Regions from separate parts of the Homo sapiens genome. Here region 2 is linked to region 1. Evidence: read pairs that join two places in POLR2A ChIA-PET (ENCODE). Cell type or tissue: GM12878. All regions are shown on one strand. Each heading gives the region's core, and the rest is flanking DNA. Links, peaks and the distances in the headings are about the cores only. Region 1 overlaps XPR1 (xenotropic and polytropic retrovirus receptor 1). Region 2 overlaps XPR1 (xenotropic and polytropic retrovirus receptor 1).

Region 1 (5,390 bases), core at 158-5,157:
TGGCTATTATAAATGCAAGTTAGTATATGTATGCAAGTTTTCCTGTGAGCATATGTTTTCAGCTCTCTTAAGTATATGCCTAGGAATGGAATTGCTGAATCATATGTTTAACCTTTCGAGAACTGCCAGCTATTTTCCAAATACCAGAGAGGCTGTACCATTTTGCGTTTTCACTCTTAGTGGCTCTTTACATTTTATTTATTCATTTGTAAAAAGAAAGGGTACATGAGGTTTTATGGGGGGTAAAATGAAAGGAGAGTGTTACACAAAAATATTTTTTCCTATAGAGTTCTAAATATTACATGTAACGGTTTTCTTCTAGAAATTCTAAGGGAGCAAATGGGAATTATTAAAAATTCAGAAGTCAGTAGGAACTTTTTTATCTTACTGATTTGACAGTTCCGTTCTATTTCTTATAGAGAAGCTCGCAGAGGCTCAGCGCAGGTTTGCTACACTTCAGAATGAGCTTCAGTCATCACTGGATGCACAGAAAGAAAGCACTGGTGTTACTACGCTGCGACAACGCAGAAAGCCAGTCTTCCACTTGTCCCATGAGGAACGTGTCCAACATAGAAATATTAAAGACCTTAAACTGGCCTTCAGTGAGTTCTACCTCAGTCTAATCCTGCTGCAGAACTATCAGGTACTTAGATTCTTACCCTAGAAAATGGCACCTTTAAGTAAATGAGAAATTTCAATAAATGGAAGTACCCTAAAGTATTACCAGTGGGTCAGTTCCAAAAAGGAAAATCCTTAACATGTTGTTATTCTTGGGGTTCCTACTGGCTAAAAACCATGTGTCAGAGGCAGTAAAACTGTGTTAACAAGACTTCTGTTTTTGAAGATTCATATTCCAAAAACTTTCCTATAATATTTAATATTTAGGGATAGTCCACAACTCAAGGACTAACAGTTTGCTTCCTGTTTTTAGAGGCAGCTCTGATAGTCATGAATAGAAATAATACATCTCTCCAGCCACTGTTGGCTATGTAAGGGCTTTTCTTTTTTTTCCTTTCTTTTTTTTTTTTCTTTTTTGAAACAGAGTCTCACTGTGTCACCCAGGCTGGAGTAAAATGACACGATCTCGGCTCACTGCAACCTCCGCCTCCTGGGTTCAAGCAATTCTCCTACCTCGGCCTCCTGAGTAGCTGGGATTACAGGCGCACGCCACCATCCCCAGCTAATTTTTGTATTTTTAGTAGAGATGGGGTTTTACCATGTTGGCCAGGCTGGTCTTCAGCTCAGTGAGCTGCCTGCCTCAGCCTCCCGAGTGCTGGGATTACAGGCGTGAGCCAATGCTCCCAGCCTGTAAGGGCTTTTATAGTCCTCCTAACCAATAGCAAAATTTCTACAAAAGCTATCAGATAGTTAATTTTTCTGCAGCTGACACTAATAAAACAAAGACCCTGACTTTTCAACTTGCAGCTGAAAGAATCTTTCCAATTTTACTGTCCATGGGCTGCAATAAAATCATATTTTTTAAAAGTTATTGAGAAAAGCATCTATCTAATCTTTAGAGAGACCTTATGCACTATTTTTTTTCTATTTTATTCTTGTGATTATTACTTATAATGAGTGGTTAGGATCATCATAGGATGATATACCATATTAAAACTAAAGATTATGTAACAAAAGTATTACCTGGAATATTAGAATTTTAAAATAAAAAGTAGTTAAAGTCCCATATCTGCAGTAATCTTAAATTGTTAATGCATGTGTTTATCATTTTCTTCTATAATTCTACTTTGTTCTTTAGTGATTTAATATTCTATCATTTGAAGACAAACCTAGTAAGAAAACAATTTAGTAGAAAAATAATTACATATATTTATATAGTGATAAATTCCTTTGCTTTGAGATTTGTTCATCGCTTTATAATTTAAAAAACAAAAATAAAATGTATTTCCTCTTTCCTATAATGGTATAGCAACATTACCATTTTATAGTTCATAAATTATGTTTGTGTGTTACATGGAAAAATCTTTGTTAAATTTTATTGTATTAACTTTCCTAGCAGCTTTTGTTCGGAGTCATTATAAAATGCTCCTTGGGAAAACAAAAGTAATAATTAATTATGAAAGTTCTGCTTTATCTTCTATTCTTTGGGGGTCATCTATTCTGTAAGAATACATTTATTTTGAGAATGAAGGAGAAAGGAAGATTGATTAAAAGCTATCTCTAAGTCATGATGTATGTATGCACCCCACACAGACTTTAAGATCATACATTAAAGCATGAGGGAAAAATATGTAAACAAATAAGTAAGGAAAGCCTGTTCTGGAGTGAGTGCACAATTTCTTACTGTTGGGGACATGTAATCAGCAAATTTGGGAGACCTCTGGTTTAAAGATGTAACCTTGCAAATTGAGTTTTTAGCTTTTTTGCATGCTGGGCAAAGAACAACAATTTGAGATGTTGAAATGTATAGTATTTTGTTATTGTAGAAATTGAGGAAAAATAGGGACTTCTACCCATTATAAACTGAACCCTGTAAGTATGATCACTTCCTCCTTTCTACTTACTCTTCTTAGCACTCCCATACCCAAACTGAGAATGAGTGAAAGGAAAATGAAAGTTAAGAGCACTAGATGATCTTCCATTTTCCTTACTGGAACATGCATGATTGCATGGCAGGGGGAGATACATACTCCTGTACCAGTCCTTCCAAAAATAAAGAACTAAATAAATGTGTTCAGTGCATGGGCAAATGCAAAACATTTTCTGAAAATAATTCTTTTGACCAAAGCAGCAAAATAATAGAAATTAGCTATTTTGAAAATAATTATACATAGAAAACAGGAAACAAAAACATTTTGAGCTTAGGACTTTCATTAATTTACTTGAAAGAGAAATAATAGGGTTCATAGTTCAGGGTTTCTTTGTGTTACTAATAGCATACTACCTTGAAATGAATAAAAGGAATAAAAAAGAAGAGTCATCCTTTTAGTAGTAGATGCTTTTATGAAAGCTTTGCCATTTCCTAGAGTACTTAATCTTTGTCCAGCCAGCTCTGTCAGTGCTTAGTGCTTATTCTTTTTCATCATTTTTGATGGTAGTAGAAATTATAGTTGTGTTTCTCATTTCTTTCTGTAGAATCTGAATTTTACAGGGTTTCGAAAAATCCTGAAAAAGCATGACAAGATCCTGGAAACATCTCGTGGAGCAGATTGGCGAGTGGCTCACGTAGAGGTGGCCCCATTTTATACATGCAAGAAAATCAACCAGCTTATCTCTGAAACTGAGGTACAATAATCTCGTTTATTTACAACGTATTTTCAGTTACACGTTTTATATTTAGGGAAGCAATTCCTTATTTCTGTTATTTTGTAACTAGTTGCTAGCTTTGAATATATATGCCTTACCTGTGATTTTTTTTCATTTTCTTTATCAGTATATATTCACCAAAAAGTTGTCAGAATATAATATATATAAATGGTACAGAATTATTTGTGCATCACTCAAGTTTAGTATAACCTAACCAAAATGTAATAATTTGTCTTTCTAGGCTGTAGTGACCAATGAACTTGAAGATGGTGACAGACAAAAGGCTATGAAGCGTTTACGTGTCCCCCCTTTGGGAGCTGCTCAGGTTAGTATTTGGTTCCAGTAGTTTGTTTGGTTTCACCTATTTAATAATCAACACAGTATTTAGCTGGCCCCATTATCTTAAAAAAATTTTCAGCCAAAGTTTATAAGTAGTTGCTATTTTTCTTATTTTAGTTTTTTAAACATTATATGCTATATTTTACTTCATTCTGAATTATAATGTCTTCCACCTTTCTCTTCTCATACTGTACTTTCTTGTTTATTCTTACTGACATGTTAACTTACTGGTATCATCAAATGATTAAGATGTGATTTAAAAAAAATGATCTGGTGGGTTCAGATATACTGGATTGCTATATAGCTTACTCCAAAAAAGCATTTATTAAATGATATCTACACAGTAGTTATAAAAAAAGAAAATTTATTAAGTGATATCTTCTGTGTCATAAAACAAGTCTCAATAAATATAGAAGGATTTAAGTCATGCAAAGTATATTTTCAGACAACAGTGGAATAGAAATCAATAACAGAGCTTCCATAGCCTAATGAAAGGCATCTATTAAAAAAAAAATAAAACCTCTACAATTATTATCATACTCAATGGTAAACACTGCATGCTTTCTCCCTAAGACTTGGCCCAAAAAAGGGTATTCACTTTTAACACCTGTATTCAACATTGTGCTGGAGATTATAGCCAGTGCGGTAAGGGAAGAAAAAGAAATAAAAGACATTCAGGGTAGAAACGAAGAAGTAAAACCAGTGGGGTTTTGCCAGTGACTTGATGATCTATGTAGAAAATCTAGTGAATCTATAGAATAGCTACTATAACTAACAAATGAGTTTAGCAAGGTTGCCAAATACAAGACCAATATGTAAAATCATTTGTCTAGATACTTGCAAGAACAATTGGAAATCAAAAAATGTTAAAGCAATGCTGTTTATAATATCATCAAAATATACAATGCTTAGTAATAATTCTGACAAAAGATGTGTAAGGCCTTTACATTGAAAACTACAAAACACTGCTGAGCAAAATTAAAGACTTGGATGAGAGAGATGCTATGTTCATGGGTATATTGCACACACCCAGTATTTTAAAGATACGTTGTTTCTTCCTGAGGTGATTTATAGATATAATACGTTCCAGCTCAGAAATCTCAGAAGACTTCTTTGTAAAATTGATAAGCAGATTTAAAAATTTATATGGAGGCCAGGCACGATGGCTCATGCCTGTAATCCCAGAAATTTGGGAGGCTGAGGCAGGTGGATCACTTGAGGCCAGGAGTTCAAGACCAGCCTGGCCAACATGATGAAACCCCATCTCGACTAAAATACAAAAATTAGCTGGGCTTCGTGGCACATGCCTGTAATCCCAGCTACTTGAGAGGCTGAAGCACAAGAATCACTTGAACCCAGGAGGTGGAGGTTGCAGTGAGCCGAGATCGCGCCACTGCACTGAGTGACAGAGCAAGACTCTGTCTCCAAAAAAAGAAAAGTATATGGAAAGGCAGAGGACCTAGAATAGCCAAAGCAACTTTGGAACATAAATTGAAGGATTAACATTACCTTATGAAAGCTTATTAAAGCTGCAGTAATCAAGAGAGTGTGGTAATAGTGTCATGGTAGGCAAATGATCAATGGACCAGAATAGAGTGTCCAAAAATAGACTAACATATTACGAACAACAGATATTTGATAAAGATATAAAGCAGATTAGTGGAGAAGGGTAGCATTTTCAACTAAGGATGCTGAAACAGTTGAATTCCATATACCAAAAAAAAAAAAAAATGAGCTTTCATCCATACTTCACAACATACAGTTCTAAATGTACCATAGATCTAAAT
Region 2 (5,390 bases), core at 328-5,327, 98 kb before region 1:
TATTTGGTATATTTTGGTACAGTGCAGTTTTATCCCTATTAATGATTAAATTCTCATCTTTGGCCAGTGGGAGCCTATTCAGTTGGTTTTCTCATTCCTTTTGATAGACTCTTAGTATCCTATTATAACTTCTTTTCTATTTGATATTACAAAAATTTCCAGACTTGACATATATATTTCCAGCCTGGGACCTCCAATCAGCCATTTTTCCAGGGACTGTTGGTTGTTTTTTTTTTTTTTTTTTTTTTTTTAAGTAATAATCATGGAATCTTACTTCCTTTTAGACACCACATACTGGACACTGCTTTGGAAGTATCATTGCTACTGGGTTATTCACTGTTTCAGGCTTTCTGTTTCATGGAACAGAAATGCATGCATATATACACTCTTATAAATATAAATGTATATATATATTTTAGGATAAAATTCTTTATTCTTTAAAGCTTAAAGTCTTAGTACACTTTGGATTTGACAAAATGTGTCTACTGTAGCTGAAAAGATAAACTGCGATGATTTTAAGCATTAAGTAATACTCTTAGGCATGGCAACCACAAGCATAACTTTTTGGGATTAGGGTATTGGGGGTGGGGGATCTACCTGTATTGATTAAAATTTCATTTTCTTATTGAAGGTTGAAAGGTGAAAGATTGTTTGTCACCTTCGAAACAGAGTGCCAATTCGTGTTTCCTGATGAGAAATTGACCAGCTATGTGTTTACTGTAAGAGGTGCAATCAGTGAAATTGGAAAAGGAAATTGAATTTATATTGGTGTATTATCCCATGCAGTTAATTTTGCAAATACCCTAATGCACATGAATTTTATTTGAGGTTGAGATGCCTATATTTACTCTGAAACAAAGTGTTGGAAATGTAGTGTGATTAAATACATTTCAAATTTTCTCTTGTTCCACAATTGCTGTGCAGTTCCAAAATATGTTCTTATTAGGTTCCTCACAAAGGAATCTTTTGGCCATTACAACAAGAAAATGAGATAGTTAATTTTAAAGGATACATCAAAATAAGATAATTTACATTGTAAGATTTATTATTTTCACGTTCCTGTTTTTTCTGTATGGGATCCTCTAACATGTTAGCAAAACAATATGTCGTCTTTCTATAAGACTATAATTTCCACTTAAGGAAAACTATGATATGATTCACTCTTGACATGGCAAAAAAAAGTTAGGTTAATAAATTTACAGCAAAGAAGAATTTTTAACAATACAAAAGTAACACAATATATTAGGTAGATATCCTCAGAAGCAGTTTATTCGCAATGGCCATGAAAGAATCTTCCTAAAAGTAGTAGTAAGAGAATGACTAATGGAGAAAAAGGGATTTGAACTGGATCTTGAAGCATGGTTAACATTTAGATAGCCTTAGGAGAGGGCCTTCTAAGCACAGAGAAGCAACAAGACGAAACCAAAAGAATGCACATTTCTAAGACATTCAGGGAAGATTTAGTAGAACACTTAAAATGAAGCATGGAGGGTTATCACTGGAGAATAGTTAGCTGTATGGATAAAGCCAGCTTCCCAAGGAGCTTAAATAATTTAAAAAGTTGGACTTTATTTGGTAGACTAGTGTATTCTAAGATTTGGAGTTACTAGTTTAATGCAGACTGGATTTATAGACCTTCGTGGGTTCCTTGTTCTGATTCAGAAGTATCCATAAAAATATAGGCTTTGTGCTGTCTTGAACTGATTAAGTCTAAGGAATGCAGGCTTCAGGTATGGTCCCATTGAGTTTCCGGCTCTACTTTTTAAAATGATTCTTACAGCTGTGTCATTATCCATGTTGGAGTTCTCCAGGTATCTGTCAGCAACAATTAGAGCCATATGCTCCCTTCTTCAGGAATACTGGAAAAAATAGATGCATGATTTTCAATTAGCTGTATGACCCAGAATATGCATAGAAATACTGTCTTTTTCATGTGAAAATTCACATAACACAAAATAACCATTTTGATTGCATTTAGTACATTCACTGTTGTACAACATCTACATCTATCAAGACACAGAAGCTTTTTTTTTTTTTCCCCGAGGCAGAGTCTCGCACTGTCACCCAGGCTGGAGTGCAGTGGCATGATCTCTGCTCACTGCAACCTCCGCCTTCCGAGTTCAAGCAATTCTCCTGCCTCAGCCTCCTGAGTAGCTGGGATTACAGGTGCAAGCCACCATGCCTGGCTATTTTTTTTTATTTTTTATTTTTAGTAGAGACAGGATTTTACCATGTTGGCCAGGCTGGTCTCGAACTCCTGACCTCGTGATCTGCCCACCTCGATATCCCAAAGTGTTGGGATTACAGGCGTGAACCACCATGGCCAGCCCTACAGAAGCATTCTTAAATGGAATTTATTTAAGCTGAAAACAGTATTTTCTATAAAGTAATATTTTGGCATATGTTTTTCTAGCTAATTTTTCAGTCAATATCAGTTGTAGAAATATGTATTTTAAAAAAGAAATATTTACTTGTATTAAGAGTTAAGATTTCTAATTTTGGAGAATCAACAAAAATAACGGTCAGAATAGAATTTTTATCTTGACAGTAGTTGGAAGAATAGTTACATGGTGAGAAAACCAGGATAGATTTTTAAATCATTTTTTAAAAAACTTTTAAGTTCAGACTTACATGTATAGGTTTGTTACATAGGTAAGTTTAAATCATGGGGATTTGTTGTATAGATTATTTCATCAACCAGGTATTAAGCCTAGTACCCATTAGTTATTTTTCCTGATCCTCTCCCTCCTACCCTCCACCCTCCGATAGGCTAGTGTGTGTTGCTCCCCTCTATGTATCTATGTATTTTCATCATTTAGCTTCCACTTATAAGTGAGAACACAAATAGAATGAAGTGCAGTGGTTTAATTTTAATAGTGGAATTGTTTTTCAAGTTATACCTGTCCCTGCTGTCCTTTGGACTTGAGAGATTCTACCTTTTTAAAGTACCTACATAACACTATCTGAATAGGGCTGTGGAATATAGGCAGACCCAATTCTCCCCTGTTCCTGTTTATAGATTTTGTGTTGTGAACCTAGAAGGATTGTGCTTCCTGATTTTAGTTTTCTTTTTCTTGTCTTTACTGCAACTCTCCAGAAAACCTACAGAATGTTTATTGGAAACACCTTGGTAGAAGAGAAGTGTTGTTTGTTGTAAACATAAATCCTAATCTTTTGTGCAAAATATTTTAGAAATATTTTAACTTTTATTTCTTAGTAAGAGACCTTTCAGGGTCCTGATTATGGTTGTGGAGATCTTTATTATCCATTACTAATTTTTCTCATTGTTTCTTTTTGTCTTTTTGGAGGTAGTGATATTGGTGCTGAAGTAGTGATGTGAGGATGATGGCAGTAGTATTTCTAATTAGCATTTCTTGTTGAGGTCTTTTAGAACGCCTAGTTGGAAATTTAAATAAAACAATTAGGTCAAATGAATTTAGAAAAGCTGAATAGACTATTTAGGCACAATATTCGGCCAATATGAAAAAACTGGAAAAAATAGATACATGATTTTTAATTAGCTGCGTGATACTGTTTTTAGATTAATAAGTAAAAGGAAGTTTAATTGAACATCTATTACAAATAGGAGTTTTCAGAATTTTCAGGTGGATGTAATCAGTAGCCAGTGGTTTTTGCCTACTGTTTTTGTGGATAGTAGCATCTGACTCTCATGTCATCTGTGATTTACAAGACTGCATCTAAAGAAGTATGTTCAATTTCCTGTTTTTGTTTTGTTTAATAAACACTTTGTAATTCCTTACTATGTGTGTTTGAGGTGATGAAAATTTTGGAGATAATAGTGATGATGGTTGCACAACATTATGAACGTACTTAATGCCATTGAATTGTACTCTTAATATTGGTTAAAATGGTAGAATTAATGTTATATATATTTTACCACAATAAATAAAAGGCAGGACAAATTTTATCAGTAAATTTACGTTTCTGGAAGATTTAGTTCTAAAATTTTTTAGTGGAGATTTTATTGCAAGGTGATTTTTTTTTTTAACCTATATTCCTGGCATAACTGACTCCTATTTTTAGCCCTAAATATTCAAAAGAACAGGAAAACGTGACTCTGCATATGACTTTCCTTAAATATTTTTTGAATGTTTTATTTGAAATATCATGCAACTAAAAATTTCAAACTCTTTCATAAAGGTAATGTTTAATTTTTTATGTTGTAAAGTTAAATATTGTTTTTTAACAAAAATTTTCCCCAAAATGAAATGTCGAATTTGCATTTTTAAAAGATAATTTTTAAATCTTTATCTTCAGATAGCTGTAGTCTTATAAGCATGTAAAGTTTTTTTTTTTTTTTGGGGGGGGGGGGGCGGGGGCGGGGACAAGTCTCGCTCTGTCGCCCAGGCTGGAGTGCAGTGGCACGATCTTGGCTCACTGTAACCTCCATCTCCCAGGTTCAAGCAGTTCTCCTGCCTCAGCCTCCTGAGTAGCTGGGATTACAGGCGCCCACCACCACACCCGGCTGATTTTTGTATTTTTACTAGAGATGGGGTTTCACCATGTTGGCCAGGCTGGTCTCAAACTCCTGACCTCAGGTGATCCACCCGCCTCGGCCTCCCAAAGTGCTGGGATTACAGACAGGCATGAGCCGCCGTGCCCGGCCATAAGCATGTAAAGTTTTAAAGAAAAGCAGCTTTTATCTCTCCTGGTTAGTGTGTTTTTTAAACAGCTTTTTTGAAGTATAATTGACATTTAATAAACTGTATATATTTAAAGTGTGCAATTTGATAAGTTATGACATTTGTATACACTGGCGAAACCATAACCACACTCAAGATAGTGAACATATCCATCACCCCCAAGAGTTTCCTCATACCTTTTTGTAATCTCTGCTTCCCACCGCATCTCACTCTATCCCTTCTCAGTCAAACACTGATTGGCTTTCTTTCACTGTTGATCAGTTTACATTTTCTAAAGTTTTATATGTATTTAGACAGTATGTACTCTTGTTTGTCTGGCTTCTTTCAGTCAACCTAATTATTTTGAGATTCCAAAGTAGCAGTGCAATTTTACGTTCACTTAGAATGTGTCAATGTTTCATTTTTTTTCCATGTCTTCACCAATACTTGGTATTGTCAATCTATTTAATTTTAGTCATTACAATAGGAATGTGGTGTTACCTCGTTGTGTTTTTAATTTACATTTTCCAAATGACTAACGATATTGAGACTTTTCCTATTTATTTGCCGTTGGTATATCTTCTTTAGGAAAATGTTCAAATCTTTTGCCTATTTGAAAAATTGGGTTGTTTTTCTCCTATTCTTGAGTTTTGAGGGTTTTTTTTTTTTTTAATTTTTTTATTTTTATTTTCGAGATGGAGTTTTGCTCTGTCACCTAGGCTGGAGTGCAATAGCGTGATCTCAGCT

The links. ChIA-PET counts read pairs that join two places held together with the same protein. Peaks named below come from ENCODE experiments on the same cell type or tissue, not always from the same donor. Only the 100,000 strongest peaks of a DNase experiment are listed, where the experiment ranks them.
Region 2: POLR2A ChIA-PET joins it to region 1 with 7 read pairs; 3 of 35 experiments call an interaction of 5 or more read pairs at or near these places.

What each region holds. Positions count from the first base shown.
Region 1 is chr1:180,802,969-180,808,358 of GRCh38, forward strand. It overlaps XPR1 (xenotropic and polytropic retrovirus receptor 1), which reads left to right. Exons shown (of 15, transcript NM_004736.4): 4 at 420-643; 5 at 3,094-3,243; 6 at 3,506-3,589. Among named protein-coding and RNA genes, the nearest start is that of LINC02816, 100 kb to the right of the region's middle. In GM12878, for the core only: no CTCF peak of the experiment used is centred there; a DNase peak (open chromatin) is centred at 2,563.
Region 2 is chr1:180,704,589-180,709,978 of GRCh38, forward strand. The region is part of intron 2 of XPR1 (xenotropic and polytropic retrovirus receptor 1); the gene reads left to right. Among named protein-coding and RNA genes, the nearest start is that of XPR1, 75 kb to the left of the region's middle. In GM12878, for the core only: no CTCF peak of the experiment used is centred there; no DNase peak of the experiment used is centred there.